Regions from separate parts of the Homo sapiens genome. Here region 1 is linked to region 2. The links are chromatin contacts, found by Hi-C or POLR2A ChIA-PET in ENCODE. All regions are on one chromosome and are shown on one strand. Each heading gives the region's core, a stretch centred on a gene start or an enhancer-like site at or near the end of the contact. The rest is flanking DNA. Distances are from core to core; before and after follow the strand shown. Region 1 holds the start of PIAS4 (protein inhibitor of activated STAT 4). Region 2 holds the start of FAM174C (family with sequence similarity 174 member C).

Region 1 (6,739 bases), core at 3,955-6,454, 2.7 Mb after region 2:
CGGCTGTAGTCTCAGTTAGTTGGGAGGCTGAGGCAGAAGAATTGCTGGAACCAAGGAGACGGAGGTTGCAGTGAGCCGAGATCACGCCATTGCACTGCAGCCTGGGTGACAGAGCCAGACTCCATCTCAAAAAAATAATAATAATTTTTTTGTAGAGATGGGGATCTCGTGTTATTTTGCCCTGGCTGGTCTCAAACTCTTGGGCTTAAGCAATCCTCCTGCCTCAGCCTCCTAAAGGGCTGGGATTATAGGCTTGAAGCAGGCACCCAGCCCAAAACATATTTTAAAACACAGACACAGTACCATGATTACACAGAACCTTCAAACCACAAGGGTTGCAGGAATCTACAAGTGAGACAAAATTTCTCTCAACTGCCAAGCACGCTGTCTCATGCCTGTAATCTCAGCACTTTTGGGAGATTGAGGCAGGTGGATCATTTAAGGTCAGGAGTTCAAGACCAGCCTGGGCAACATGGCGACACCCCGTCTCTACTAAAAATACCAAAATTAGCTGAGTGTGGTGGCGCCCGCCTGTAATCGCAGCTACTCAGGAGGCTGAGGCACGAGAATTGCTTGAACCTGGGAAGCGGAGGTTGTAGTGAGCTGAGATCGCGCCACTGCACTCCAAACTCGGCAATAGAGACTCTGTCTCAAAAAATAATAATAATAAATAATAGAACCAAACACACACAGAGGAAGGTACATGTAAAAACGGGTGCAATCGAAATAATGTCTGCACTCGAGTTGATTCCATTATACTAACATCAACGCCCAGGTTTTGACAACATAACATGGCTATGTAAAACTTTTTTTGAATCTTTTTTTTTTTTTTTTTTTTGAGATGGAGTCTCGCTCTGTCACCCAGGCTGGAGTGCAATGGCGCAATCTCAGTTAACTGCAACCTCCGCCTCCTGGGTTCAAGCTTTTTGTTTGTTTGTTTGTTTTACATGGAGCGTTGCTCTTGTTGTCTGGGCTGGAGTGTGATGGCACAATCTCGGCTCATTGCAACCTCTGTCTCCTGGGGTCAAGCGATTCTCCTGCCTCAGCCTCCTGAGTAGCTGAGCTTACAGGCTCCCGCCACCATGCCCAGCTAATTTTTGTATTTTTAGTAGAGACAGGAGTTTCACCATGTTGGCCAGGCTGGTCTCAAACTCCTGACCTCAGTTGACCCGCCCGCCTTGGCCTCCCAAAGTGCAGGGATTACAGGTGTGAGCCATGGAGCCCAGCCAGTTATAAAAATACTATCACTGGGGAAAGCTGGGAGAAAGGTGCACAAATCTCTCTGTACTATTTTTGCAACTTCTTGTGAATCTGAATCTTCACCAAAACAAATACAAATTATACTTAAAAACAAAACCTGGCCAGGTGTGGTGGCTCACACCTGTAATCCCAGCACTTTGGGAGGCTGAGGCTGGCAGATCCCTTAAGGTCAGGAGTTCGAGACCAGCCTGGCCAACACGGTCAAACCTCGTCTCTACTAAAAATACCAAAAATTAGCCGGTGTGATGATGTGCACCTGTAGTCCCCACTGCCCGGGAGGCTGAGGCAGGAGAATCACTTGATCCTGATAGGTGGAGGTTGAAGTGAGCCAAGATCCCACCACTGCACTCCAGCCTGAGTGACAGAGAGAGACCCTGTCTCAAGAAAATTAATAAATTAAATAAAATTACAAAAATGAGCCAGGTATGGTGGCACACACCTGTAATCCCAGCTATTCGGGAGGCTGAAGCACAAGAATCAGTTGAACCTGAGAGGCCGAGGTTGCGGTGAGTCGAGATTGGCACCACCACACTCCAGCCTGGGTGACAGAGCAAGACCCTGTCTAAAACAAAACAAAACAAAACAAAAACAAAAAAACCCAATCCCCCGCAGAATCAGCAGGGCCGGAATGAAGGTAAGACTCATACGTGCAATGGCAGAGCTGGGGTTTTGCTGTCAATGGACAACATTTCAACAAATCTAAGGACCTTAACCGGCTTCATTGCAATTTGCTACACTTCATTCCATAAAATAGGATAACTGTTCCAATCAGTTGGGCAGAGGAGGTTGGCTCTACAGGAAGAGAGGGGTTGTAGAGAGCAAAATCAAAGAACAGGCTGGGCGGGGTGGCTCATGTCTGTAATCCCAGCACTTTGGGAGGATCCCCGAACTCGGAAGTTTGAGAGCAGCCTGGGCAACTTGGCAAAACCCCATCTCGACAAAAAATACAAGAATTAGCCAGGCGTGGTGGTGTGCACCTGTAGTCCCAGCTACTCAGGAGGCTGAGGTGGGAAGATCACCTGAGCCCGGGCGGTTGAGGCTGTAGTGAGCCATGACTGAGCCACTGCACAACAACCTGGGAGACAGAAACCTATCTCAAAACCAACAGCAACAACAACAACAAAAACCCAACAGCAAAGAATGTGTTAACTCATTAGTGTTACCATCAGGTTGTTTCAGGCTAGTTTTTTTTTTTTTTTTTTTTTTTGAGACGGAGTCTCCCTCTGTCGCCTAGGCTGGAGTGCAGTGGCGCGATCTCGGCTCACTGCAAGCTCCGACTTCCGTGTTCATGCCATTCTCCTGCCTCAGCCTCCCAAGTAGCTGGGACTAGAGGCGCCCGCCACCAAGCCCGGCTAATTTTTTGTATTTTTAGTAGAGACGGGGTTTCACCGTGTTAGCCAGGGTGGTCTCGATCTCCTGACCTCGTGATCCACCCGCCCTGGCCTCCCAAAGTGCTGGGATTACAGGCGTGAGCCACCACACCCGGCCAGGCTAGTTTTTTTGTGTAAGGATTAAAGAAATTAAGCAGAGGGAATTTTAGGACATTGGCCACTGAAGGCTGAAACTGGCCTGTTTGGAAAATTGGTTGGCCGGATCATCTAAGGTCAGTAGTTCTCGACTAGTCTGGCCAACATGGCGAAACCCCGTCTCTACTAAAAATACAAAAAAATTAGCCGGGTGTGGTGGCGGGCACCTGTAATTCCAGCTACTCAGGAGGCTGAGGCAGGAGAATCGCTTGAACCTGGAAGGCAGAGGTTGCAGTGAGCCGAGATTGCGCCATTGCATTCCAGCCTAGGCGACAAATGTGAGACTCCTCCTGGAAAGAAAGGGAGAGAGAGAGAGAGAGAGAGAGAGAAAGAAAGAGAGAAAATAAAATAAAAGAGAAAATGGGCTGATAGGGCTCCCTCCTGGTTTTCCCAAAGGTCAGATAACAACTTAGCTTCGTCATTGTGACTTAGAATCTGAGTGTGACTAGCTGCATTTTGTTTATTCCTGTGTCTTGGTGCCTAGCACAAGAGTTTAGTCTAAAACAACCGCCTCCTATAATTTTGTCGCCCAGGCTGGAGTGTAGTGGCATGATCAAAGCTCACTGCAGCCTCCAACTCCTGGGCTCAAGCGATCCTCCTGCCTCAGCCTCCTAAGTAGCTGGGACCACAGGCGCACACTCCTACGTCTGGCTCTTTACTTAAAATTTTGGTATTTCAGGCCGGGTGCGGTGGCTAACACCCATGATCCCAGCACTTTGCGAGGCCGAGGCCGGTGGATCACCTGAGGTCAGGAGTTCATAGACCAACCTGACCAACACAGTGAAACTCCATCTCTACTAAAAATACAAAAATCAGCTGAGCGTGGTGGTGCCCACCTGTAGTCCCAGCTACTCGGGAGGCTGAGGCAGGAGAATCACTTGAACCCGGGAGGCAGAGGATGCACTGAGCCGAAATTGCGCCACTGCACTCCAGCCTGGCGCCACTGCACTCCAGCCTGGTGACAAAGCAAGACTCCGTCTAAAAAAAAAAAAATTAGCTGGGTATGGTGGTGCATACCTGTAATCCCAGCTACTCGGGAGGCTGAGGCAGGGGAATCGCTTGAACCCAGGAGGCAGAGGTTGCAGTGAGTGGAGATCGCTCCATTGCACTCCAGCCTGGGCAACACAGCAAGGCTCTCAAAAAAAAAAAAAAAAAAGGCTGGGCATGATGGCTCATGCCTGTAATCCTAGTACTTTGGGAGGTTGAAGCGGGCAGATCACTTGAGGTCAGGGGTTGCAGAAAAGCCTGGCCAAAAAAAAAATTAGCTGGGCGTGGTGGCAGTCGCCTGTAATCCCACCTACTTGGGAGGCTGAGGCAGGAGAATCCCTTGAACCCGGGAGATGGAGGTTGCAGTGAGCTGAGATCGCGCCATTGCACTCCAGCCTGGGCAACAAGAGTAAAACTCCGTCTCGAAAATAAATAAATAAATAACAATTTGGTATTTCATCCATCATGGACTCTTTTGCACTGATTTTTTTATGTTTAAAGTGTTGGACTAGCCAGGTGTGGTGACTCGCGCCTGTAATCCCAGCACTGTGGGAGGCCCAGACAGAAGGATCATTTAAGCCCAGACATTCGAGACCACCCTGGATAACATAATGAGATCCTCGTCTCTACAAAAATAAAAATAAAAAATAAATTGCACTAAAATACTTGATTATTGAAGTTTGAAATCCACTTCTACGGGCACGAAGCCACTTAGCTCCAAAGCCAAGGAGCGCTTTGGAGAAGAGGTCCCAACTGGTGCAGATCCAAGGTTTCCCATGGGTGGGGAGGCAGGATGGGGGGGGCGCCTGCAAAGAGGTGAGGGCTGTACGATCTCCAAGGAATTTGGGAGCAGGGGTCCCGCTTTTCTCCGCCGGGCGCCCCCAGCCAGCTGGTTGCCGAGCCCACGCCCCATCTGCACACCAGGACCCGGATGTGCAGCGCGCGGGGTGTCTGGGCCCGTGGAGCCTGCACCGCGCTGCGCTGCAAGGCGCCTCACTGTACGCACTGGCGGCCGTTGCGGCGGAGCAACCATCCCCTGCCCGACGCCGCCGGGAGTCTGGAGACGCACCTGGCGGCCGCCGCGCGCAGGAAGCCACGGCACCTAGCTGCATTGTTGTCGCTGCCACCGCCCCCTCTCGCCTTCCCTCCCTAGAGGAAACCGAGCACCCGTCCCCACCTGCGCAGGGCTAGTACCACTTTAAGGAGTCAGGCGCCGCCGGGGTAGGCGTGGTCGCCGCGAGCGGGGGGGGGGGCGCTGGTGTAGGACGGACCTGATTGGCCGGAGGCCCGGGCGGTGGCCGCGCGCGCCTGCGCAGGAGGCAGCAGCGCGCACCGGCGGCGGGAGGAGCGCGCGCGGGTGCTAATTGGCCCGGGCGGCGGCCCCGCCCGCGAGTGGTGAGCGGTCACGTGACGCGACGGCTGGGGGCTCCCGGCGCGGGGGACGCTGGTGACCAAGATGGCGGCGGAGCTGGTGGAGGCCAAAGTGAGTGAGCGGTGGCGGCGCCGGCCGGGGCAAGTGGGCGAGAGGGCGGGGGCCGGGCCGCAGGTCGAGGTCTGCGCCTTCTGTCCGGGGCCCCACAGCGCGGCCGGCCCGCGGCTCGCCGTCCCGGCCCCCAGACCCCGACCCCCGGTCTCAGGGTGAGGGCGGGGGGCGGGGAGGCCGGGGGCGGGGCCCTCCTGCCTCACCCAGGTCTTCGCGCCGGGGGTCGCTCCCCCGGCTTCAGGCAGGGTCCCCCCACCCAGCCCGAGCCCTTAGGGTCCCGGTCCCTGAGCGCCAGGCCAGGGCCGCGCCTCCCGGTTGAGGCACCGTCCCGCCGGGATGCGGGACGTGTTGAGCTACTCGTTGCCCTCTTGGTTCCGAGCCGGGGTCCTTGCTTTTTGGCTGGTGTGTTGGGGGGAGTGTCTGCGCCTCCCCGCCCACAGGGCTCCCAGGACTGCTATCTGGGTCTCGTCCCCGCCCAACAGGCCAGGCTGGGGTTTGCGAGTCTCCTGCTCGGAAGGGTCCCCCGAGTCCTGGATAGTGTCCTGCCACCGTCCAGGTGGAGGAGTCAGGGCCCTGAGACCACCCCCAAGACACGGCACGTCCTCTTGGGGTCTGGAGTTCAGGCTCGGTCTTGAGCCCCTCTTCAGCTCCTGCATTGGTCCCAGAACCCCGCCCCCTTCCCGACACCGTCTCTCACACGCCGGAGTGGGCGCTTGGGGGAAGGCTGGGCCCTCCCTTTCCCTCCCCATAGGATGGAGTTCGGACCACTCTTCTTGGTCACAGACCTTCTTTATTCTCCTTTTTTTAATCTTAAATCCTGGACTGTGCTTTGGTCCTACCTCGTTCCTCTCGGGACAGAATCTGAGGCTACTGATTCTGCTTCAGGGGGCTCTAAACCTCACCTGTGCAGCATCAGATACTGTCCTCAAACCTTGGCTGCTTCTCCTATTTTCTGCTCTTGAGCGAGTCTACTTCTTAGGTCAGACACCCACCCTCCCCCTACACAGCCCCCAGAACTTTTATGCACCCCAACTTTGGTTTCTAAGGTCCCCTCTCTTTCTGCCTATTCTCTTTTGTTGATCTCTGGAGGGTCCCCACTGGGTCCAAGGCTGGCCTCTTTAGAACAACTGTTGCTGCTGCTCTATTATACTTTGGGTCCTGTCCAGGTCCCATGTCCCATAGATACCATCTCCTAGCTTGGAACCACTTTTAATCATCCTGGGATTGAGCTCAGAGTATCCCCATTCCAGGGGATGTACCTTCTTGTAGGTGCCTACCTAGAGCTGAGGGTCTAAAACCCTTAGAAGTGCCCGCAAGGCCACGGCTTCCGGGGAGGTTAGGGGACCTCTCCCTCCCCCATCCCCTTTCACATCTTCCCTCCCCACGGTCCTGACCTGTACGTATCTTCTTCTCGGTCCTCTCACATTACCCCCTGGGATCTGAAAACACAGCACTCAGGGCTCTGTGATTATAGCATATACCT
Region 2 (6,873 bases), core at 3,489-5,988:
TTTGAGATAATGAAAAATAAAAATCTGATTTTCTAATATTTCCCCTAAAAAACACATGTCATTTACATAAAATAGGAAGCGGGGAGAGGTGGTGAGAGATGACCCCTGTTGAGGATTTCATTGGTGTCTGCCACAGGCCGCCATGGCATCAGATGAAGGCAAACTTTTTGTTGGAGGGCTGAGTTTTGACACCAATGAGCAGTCGCTGGAGCAGGTCTTCTCAAAGTACGGACAGATCTCTGAAGGTGAGGCTGCTGCTGGGCCCGCGGCCCTGGGCGGGGGGGCTTGTGCTCCTCCTACCTGGAAGTACAGCTGGGTGCTGACTGCAGACCTCTCTCCCCTGCACAGTGGTGGTTGTGAAAGACAGGGAGACCCAGAGATCTCGGGGATTTGGGTTTGTCACCTTTGAGAACATTGACGACGCTAAGGATGCCATGATGGCCATGAATGGGAAGGTGAGGATCAGGGTGCTGAGCAGGAGTCCCGTCTCGAGGATGGGGCACCCACCTGCTAACCCGTCCCGCCCTCTGTCTCCAGTCTGTAGATGGACGGCAGATCCGAGTAGACCAGGCAGGCAAGTCGTCAGACAACCGATCCCGTGGGTACCGTGGTGGCTCTGCCGGGGGCCGGGGCTTCTTCCGTGGGGGCCGAGGACGGGGCCGTGGGTTCTCTAGAGGTGAGTGCCATGAGTGGGTCCCTTGGGGATGCTGTGAGGTACTGCTGGTGGGAGCTGGTACTCACTTTTTCCTGTATGTGCAGGAGGAGGGGACCGAGGCTATGGGGGGAACCGGTTCGAGTCCAGGAGTGGGGGCTACGGAGGCTCCAGAGACTACTATAGCAGGTGAGGGGGAGGCCGGCCCAAGCACAGGGGTGGTTGCGGGATGGCCAGCTTCCGTCCCGGGTCCCAGGTCCCTGGGGGAGCTGAGATGAGACTGGCTGGGCAAGGAGCAGAGGCAGGTGGGGACCCAGGCCAAGAGGAGAGGAGACTGCTCAGGACATTCGCAGAAGCGGGAGGGCCTGGGGGACAGGCTGGTGGAGATTTTGAACAATTTCCAAGATGCTGCCCTGCTGGGGTCCTTGTTGTGTCCCCAGAAGGGACGGCTGGCATGGGGGCTGGCGGCTCAGCCTGTTGTGGCAGAGCAGAAGTAGACGGGTACCTTCCGGTACTCAACGTTTGTCTGTCTTGCAGCCGGAGTCAGAGTGGTGGCTACAGTGACCGGAGCTCGGGCGGGTCCTACAGAGACAGTTATGACAGTTACGGTAAGTCACACTCCGAGGGCGCCACGCTGCTGTGGCCTGCGGTGGGAGCTCGGTTCACCTTGGTGCCCTCTCCAAGCACTTTAGGCTGGACACTCAGACCTTGTCACTGTGCTTGCCCAGAAGAGGCGCATCTGTCCTCTCAGAGCCATTTCTATCGCAGGACGCAAAAGCCAAATGAGACTGACCAAAAAGGCAAGGGAGAGCGAGGGCCCGCTGGGCAGTCAGCTAGGTGCATGTGTGGCCGCAGGCCAGCCTCCCTCGGCTGTGGGGGGTGGTTGCTCCCCGGCCGCAGGCCGCGCCCTGGTCTGGCCTCTGGGGTGAAGCTGCCTCTTGTTGCTTCGGTGCCTTTACACTGTGCCTGCTTCTTGTCCTCAGCTACACACAACGAGTAAAAACCCTTCCTGCTCAAGATCGTCCTTCCAATGGCTGTGTGTTTAAAGATTGTGGGAGCTTCGCTGAACGTTAATGTGTAGTAAATGCACCTCCTTGTATTCCCACTTTCGTAGTCATTTCGGTTCTGATCTTGTCAAACCCAGCCTGACCGCTTCTGACGCCGGGATGGCCTCGTTACTAGACTTTTCTTTTTAAGGAAGTGCTGTTTTTTTTTGAGGGTTTTCAAAACATTTTGAAAAGCATTTACTTTTTTGACCACGAGCCATGAGTTTTCAAAAAAATCGGGGGTTGTGTGGGTTTTTGGTTTTTGTTTTAGTTTTTGGTTGCGTTGCCTTTTTTTTTTTAGTGGGGTTGGCCCCATGAAGTGGGTGCCCCACTCACTTCTCTGAGATCGAACGGACTGTGAATCCGCTCTTTGTCGGAAGCTGAGCAAGCTGTGGCTTTTTTCCAACTCCGTGTGACGTTTCTGAGTGTAGTGTGGTAGGACCCCGGCGGGTGTGGCAGCAACTGCCCTGGAGCCCCAGCCCCTGCGTCCATCTGTGCTGTGCGCCCCACAGTAGACGTGCAGACGTCCCTGAGAGGTTCTTGAAGATGTTTATTTATATTGTCCTTTTTTACTGGAAGACGTACGCATACTCCATCGATGTTGTATTTGCAGTGGCTGAGGAATTCTTGTACGCAGTTTTCTTTGGCTTTACGAAGCCGATTAAAAGACCGTGTGAAATGAACCTTGCTCTGACAATTCCCTTGCATTGCACCACACACTCCTTGCTGCGGGCTCCTGCAGCCAGACCTGAGCAGAGAGAGAAGGTGGAGAAGCAGCGGGTCTGCAAGCCTTCCCTGGGGCCTGCAGAGCTAGAAAGGGAGGCCCAGCAGACTGGCGCTGGTCAGGGTAGGGGAGCCAGGCGGGGGACGGGAGCGGGCAGCTCAGGCCTCAGGGCAGCCCTGGGAGGCTTCTGGCAGTGGTGGCCAGAGGGCTGGACTGTGCGGGCAGCTTAGCAGGGACAGTGGACGTGCACCTGACGCTGACCTGGACTGCCTCAGTCTAGAAGCAGGCCAGAGAGCAGAGGCACGTGGCATCCCAGGGCGACCTCAGACGGCCAGCCGGTTAGCTAGTTCTGCTGTTGCTTCACGAGTTCTGAGCATTCTCTGCTAGCCTATGGAAGCTGCAGCCCTCGGAGGACAGAAGTGTTGTGCGCCCAACAGAACCCTCTGAGACGCAAGCTGCTCCCTTGGCTAGCTCATATGTGGAAATAGCCCTGTAATTCGAGGTAACTCCTTCCGCTCGTGTCCACATCCCTCTTGTTGAGAGCTCACTGAAAGTCATGTGCCCGGGGAATGTTCCTGTGACTGTTTTTTGTTTTTCCTTTTTTTTTTAACTTTGTTTTTGTTTTTTTCAATTAAGCTGGAACTAAAGTCAGGCCCAGCCATTACGCTCCCCACGTGCAGCCAGGTGCAGCCTGGGCCCAGTCATGCCTGGCTCATAGATGAAATCCCTTAAGCAGGATTGAAGACCAGTGAACGCCCCCGCCTTTTGGATTTTTTGCTCAATTGACCGTCTTTTCCAGACCTCTTTAAGTCACACTCTTAACTTAGCTTTCTCTGATGTCTGTTGCCGCCATTAGTTTTTTTCTAGAGCCCACACTGGCCCACATAGCTCCATCCCATACGGGTAGCTGGCTCCAGCTGCGCCAAGGTGCAGACCCGCCCTGGGCATGCTGGCCTGTGACGGAGCCTGAGGTCACAGCCCCCTGACTAGCCTGAGACCTTCCTAGGGGCTGTGGCTGTTTCCGGGGAGGCCGGGAGGGGCAGCTGTGAGCCCTGTGGAGGACGTTGGGAGTAACGCTGCTTTGCTTTGGCAGGTTGAAGGGGCCCGGCCAGGACTCGGGGAAGGGTGGCCTGAGAGCAGCGATGACCTCTGGGGTCACTGTCCCAGGAGGGACTTCACCTGGAACAAGAGCTGGAGGCAGCCGCTTGCCCAGGAGGCTTGTCCCCTGTAAGTGCTTTCGGGAAGAGTGGCATGTGGCGCTGAGCCCTGTCCCGGGCGGCACCTGGGCGTTTCAGTGAGTCCTGCTCTCCCGCACCTATGGCCCCATGGCGGGCGCCTTTCGGTGTGTGTTGGGTGCAGGGCAGCGCCTCCCGGGAGCGCCGGGTCCCCCGCCTGGAGCCCGCGCCTGTTCTCCCTCCCTTCCTCCTCCTTCCAGGAGGCGCTTCGCCAGTGAGGTGCGGGCTCAGGGCCTCGAGTCTCTCCTGGAGCACGGGCTGCGGTGCGCCGGCAGCTTACGGGGCGGCCAGTCCTTGCCCACAACGATGTGGAGCCCTGTGAAAGTCGGATTCGAATAAAGGGCCACGTGTGCACCCAGAAAGCCGAGTCTGTGGTTCAGGGGGGTCTGTCGGCGGAGCGGGGCCACTGGAAGAAAAGCCTGCGGACCTCGGTTCAGCGCACGAGTAGGACCCGACAGGGAAGACTGCAAGGGTCATTGTCCGAGCAGTGACCGCGGGGGGCTCGCCACTGAGGGGGTTCGCAGCGCGGAGACTCCAGTCTCGCGGGATCTGAGGCGCACTCGGCTTCGAGGGAGCGGCGGCCGCGCAGCCGCTGTCAGGCCCCGTCTTGGGCCGAGTCCCGGGTTCCCTGTAGCAGGCTTGGGAGCGGGGCGCCACCTTCCTGGGCCCTGGACGTGGCCGACGCGTTCTCAGTGTCCGTGAGGCCGGGGCAGGAGTGGCGGGGGTCGCCCCGAAGTGGGTGGGAATGAGCGGCCCGAGGTCCTGAAGTCGGGGTCCGCCCCGTCTCCCCGCTGCCAGCCCGATTTCCTCGGAAGCCGCGACCCCCCACGCTGGGCTGGCAGTTCTGGGCTCTGCCGGCTGCGCCTTGCCGGGACTCCCACGGGCGGGCTCCGGGCCTCCGTCCTGATCCCTTGGAGCGGTTCGACGAAGCAAGTTCCGCGGCGGGCGCGCGGGGCACTGTGGGTAGCGCCGGGGCTCACCAGGCGGAGGCGGGGCCCGGCGTCAAGCTCCGCCTCCGCGCCCCATTGGCTGGCATCACCTCCGCGCGCCTGACTGACAGCGCGCATAGGGGCGGGGCGCCGCCACCGCTTCCGCCGGGCCATGGGGCCGCGCGTGCTGCAGCCGCCGCTGCTGCTGCTCCTGCTGGCGCTGCTGCTGGCGGCGCTGCCGTGCGGTGCCGAAGAGGCCTCGCCGCTGCGCCCCGCGCAGGTCACGTTGTCGCCGCCGCCGGCCGTGACGAACGGGAGCCAGCCGGGCGCGCCACACAACAGCACGCACACGCGTCCGCCGGGGGCGTCGGGCTCGGCGCTGACGCGCTCCTTCTACGTGATCCTGGGCTTCTGCGGCCTGACCGCGCTCTACTTCCTGATCCGGGCGTTTAGGTGCGTCAGGCGCACGTGGGCGCCGTCTCTCAGCCTTGGCCAATTAGCGCGCGCCTAGTGCGTCACGTGCCGGGCCGCGGGGTCCTCCCCTCCCTCCCTCCCTCCCTCCCTCTCTCCCTGTTGGAGTGGGCGTGGGCGGTGCTGTGCGGGGTCGTCACGTGGTGTGGGCGGTGCAGGGGCCACGGGACTCACCCGCTCTCCAGCCTGCGCCTGGGGTTGGAGGTGCCCAGCGCGCCGCCTCTTAACTCGGGGGTGACGCTGCCCGTTTCCCAGGTGGGGCCACTGAAGCCGGAGCATGCCGGGCAGGGGTCAGGCCCTGGCGGGGCGAGGGGGCCTCCTTGGCTCCTTGTCGCCGGATGCCCGTCCTCGTTCTCATCTTCCCGCCTGCCGCCAGGCCTTTCCGTGGGGTCCCGATATTTTCCTTTCTGCTTCTACCCACTGAAGCTGGTTCGTCGCCAGGGTCGGCCACGTGCCCGCCTTGGGTGCTCCCACAGCCCGGGAGGTGCAGCTGCGTCCCCAGACCCTCGCGGGGGTCTCCAGCTGTAGGCAGCCCCTGGGCAGGAGGGGCTTCTGCGTGTTCAGGCCACCCCGGCTTCCCTGGCCTGTGGCTCCAGTCTCCTCTGGGCTCCTGACTACCCAGTGTGGCTGCTTCTCCCGGGTGGGAGAGACACAGCGAGGACCTTATCCCTCCCCATCACCACCCTGGCAAAGTCAAGCCGCTTTTTATTTTTTATAAGTTTTTATTGTAGCGATGGGGTCTCGCCATGTTACCCGCGCTGGTCTGAACTCCTGGGCTCAAGTGATCCTTTTTCGTTGGCCTCCCAAAGTGCTGGCATTATAGATGTGAGCACCTGCACTCCGCCATGCTGCTTTTTATGGGCCCTGTGCAGAGCCTCCCCTGTGCTCCACACCTCTTCCTGTGGAAGCACCTGCTGCGCGCTCTCCCCTGCCTGTATGCCGCGCCCTCCCTGCCTCCCGGGCTGCTGGGGCCACCAGGGGCTTGGCCCTGAGACAGGCTTCCATTCTGTTGTCTTTGGCAAAGTCTCACCCCTGTGTGAGCCTCAGTCTTTTCATCAGTGCAATGGGAGTGACATCAGCGTGCCTCTCCTGGGGTCCTGGCGCAGGGGAGATGGGAGGGCCTGGTAGGGCACATGTCTTCTTACTGTCATCGCCATGGGAGTGAATGGTAATCACTTGGCGATTAGGACATGAAAGAAGCAGGCACAGCAAAACCAGGGAGGTCTGCAGCAGGGCTCGGGGCTCCAGTAGAGGACGGCAATGAGAGTCCTGAGGGAAGGAGGAGGCAGGGTTGGCGGGGAGGGGCCACTGACTATGCCTGGACCTACTTCCAGGTTGAAGAAGCCTCAGCGGAGGCGATACGGCCTCCTCGCCAACACTGAGGACCCCACGGAGATGGCCTCGCTGGACAGCGACGAGGAGACGGTGTTTGAGTCCCGGAATCTGAGATGGTGTGCACCCTTCCCCAGCTCTGGGGCCTCGGTGGGCAGGCTGGGCTGGAGACTCAGCAGGACCCTGGGGACTTGGCCAAGCCATGGAGTGGTCCCTGCAATCACAGCTGACAGCGGTAGTCAGGCCATGGCCCCACTGGGCAGGGCTCATCCCTTCTCCCAGCCTCCATTTACAACTTTTTTTTTTTAAACTTAAATGTTTGTCATTTATTTATTTTTGAGGTGGAGTGGCGCGATCCCAACTCACTGCAACCTCCGCCTCCGGGATTGAGGCGATTTTCCTGCCACAGCCTCCCGAGTAGCTGGGATTACAGGCACCCGCCACCACGCCTCGCTAATTTTTTGTATTTAGTAGATAGAGATGG

Evidence for each region. Hi-C counts contacts between places; a loop is a spot of excess contacts on that map. ChIA-PET counts read pairs that join two places held with the same protein, here RNA polymerase II (POLR2A). Pooled maps may share reads with other maps.
Region 1: a pooled map shows a loop between it and region 2 (8-fold over the local background). The contact joins the promoter of PIAS4 here to the promoter of FAM174C in region 2. A Hi-C loop is called at or near these places in 1 of 50 pooled maps. POLR2A ChIA-PET finds 5 or more read pairs at or near these places in 2 of 52 experiments (CD4-positive, alpha-beta T cell and WTC11).

What each region holds. Positions count from the first base shown.
Region 1 is chr19:4,002,532-4,009,270 of GRCh38, forward strand. It overlaps PIAS4 (protein inhibitor of activated STAT 4), which reads left to right and starts at 5,205. Exons shown (of 11, transcript NM_015897.4): 1 at 5,205-5,256. The coding sequence starts at 5,230. RefSeq lists enhancers at 4,231-5,122, 4,639-4,768, 5,123-6,013 and silencers at 4,969-5,268, 5,299-5,358.
Region 2 is chr19:1,270,792-1,277,664 of GRCh38, forward strand. FAM174C (family with sequence similarity 174 member C) reads left to right here and starts at 4,739. Exons shown (of 3, transcript NM_017914.4): 1 at 4,739-5,039; 2 at 6,392-6,508. The coding sequence starts at 4,759. CIRBP (cold inducible RNA binding protein) reads left to right here. Exons shown (of 6, transcript NM_001300829.2): 2 at 137-245; 3 at 349-455; 4 at 538-676; 5 at 760-841; 6 at 1,190-4,019. The coding sequence starts at 143. The coding sequence ends at 1,652. RefSeq lists silencers at 2,696-2,879, 4,246-4,470, 4,369-4,428, 4,439-4,808, 5,139-5,208 and an enhancer at 5,769-5,848.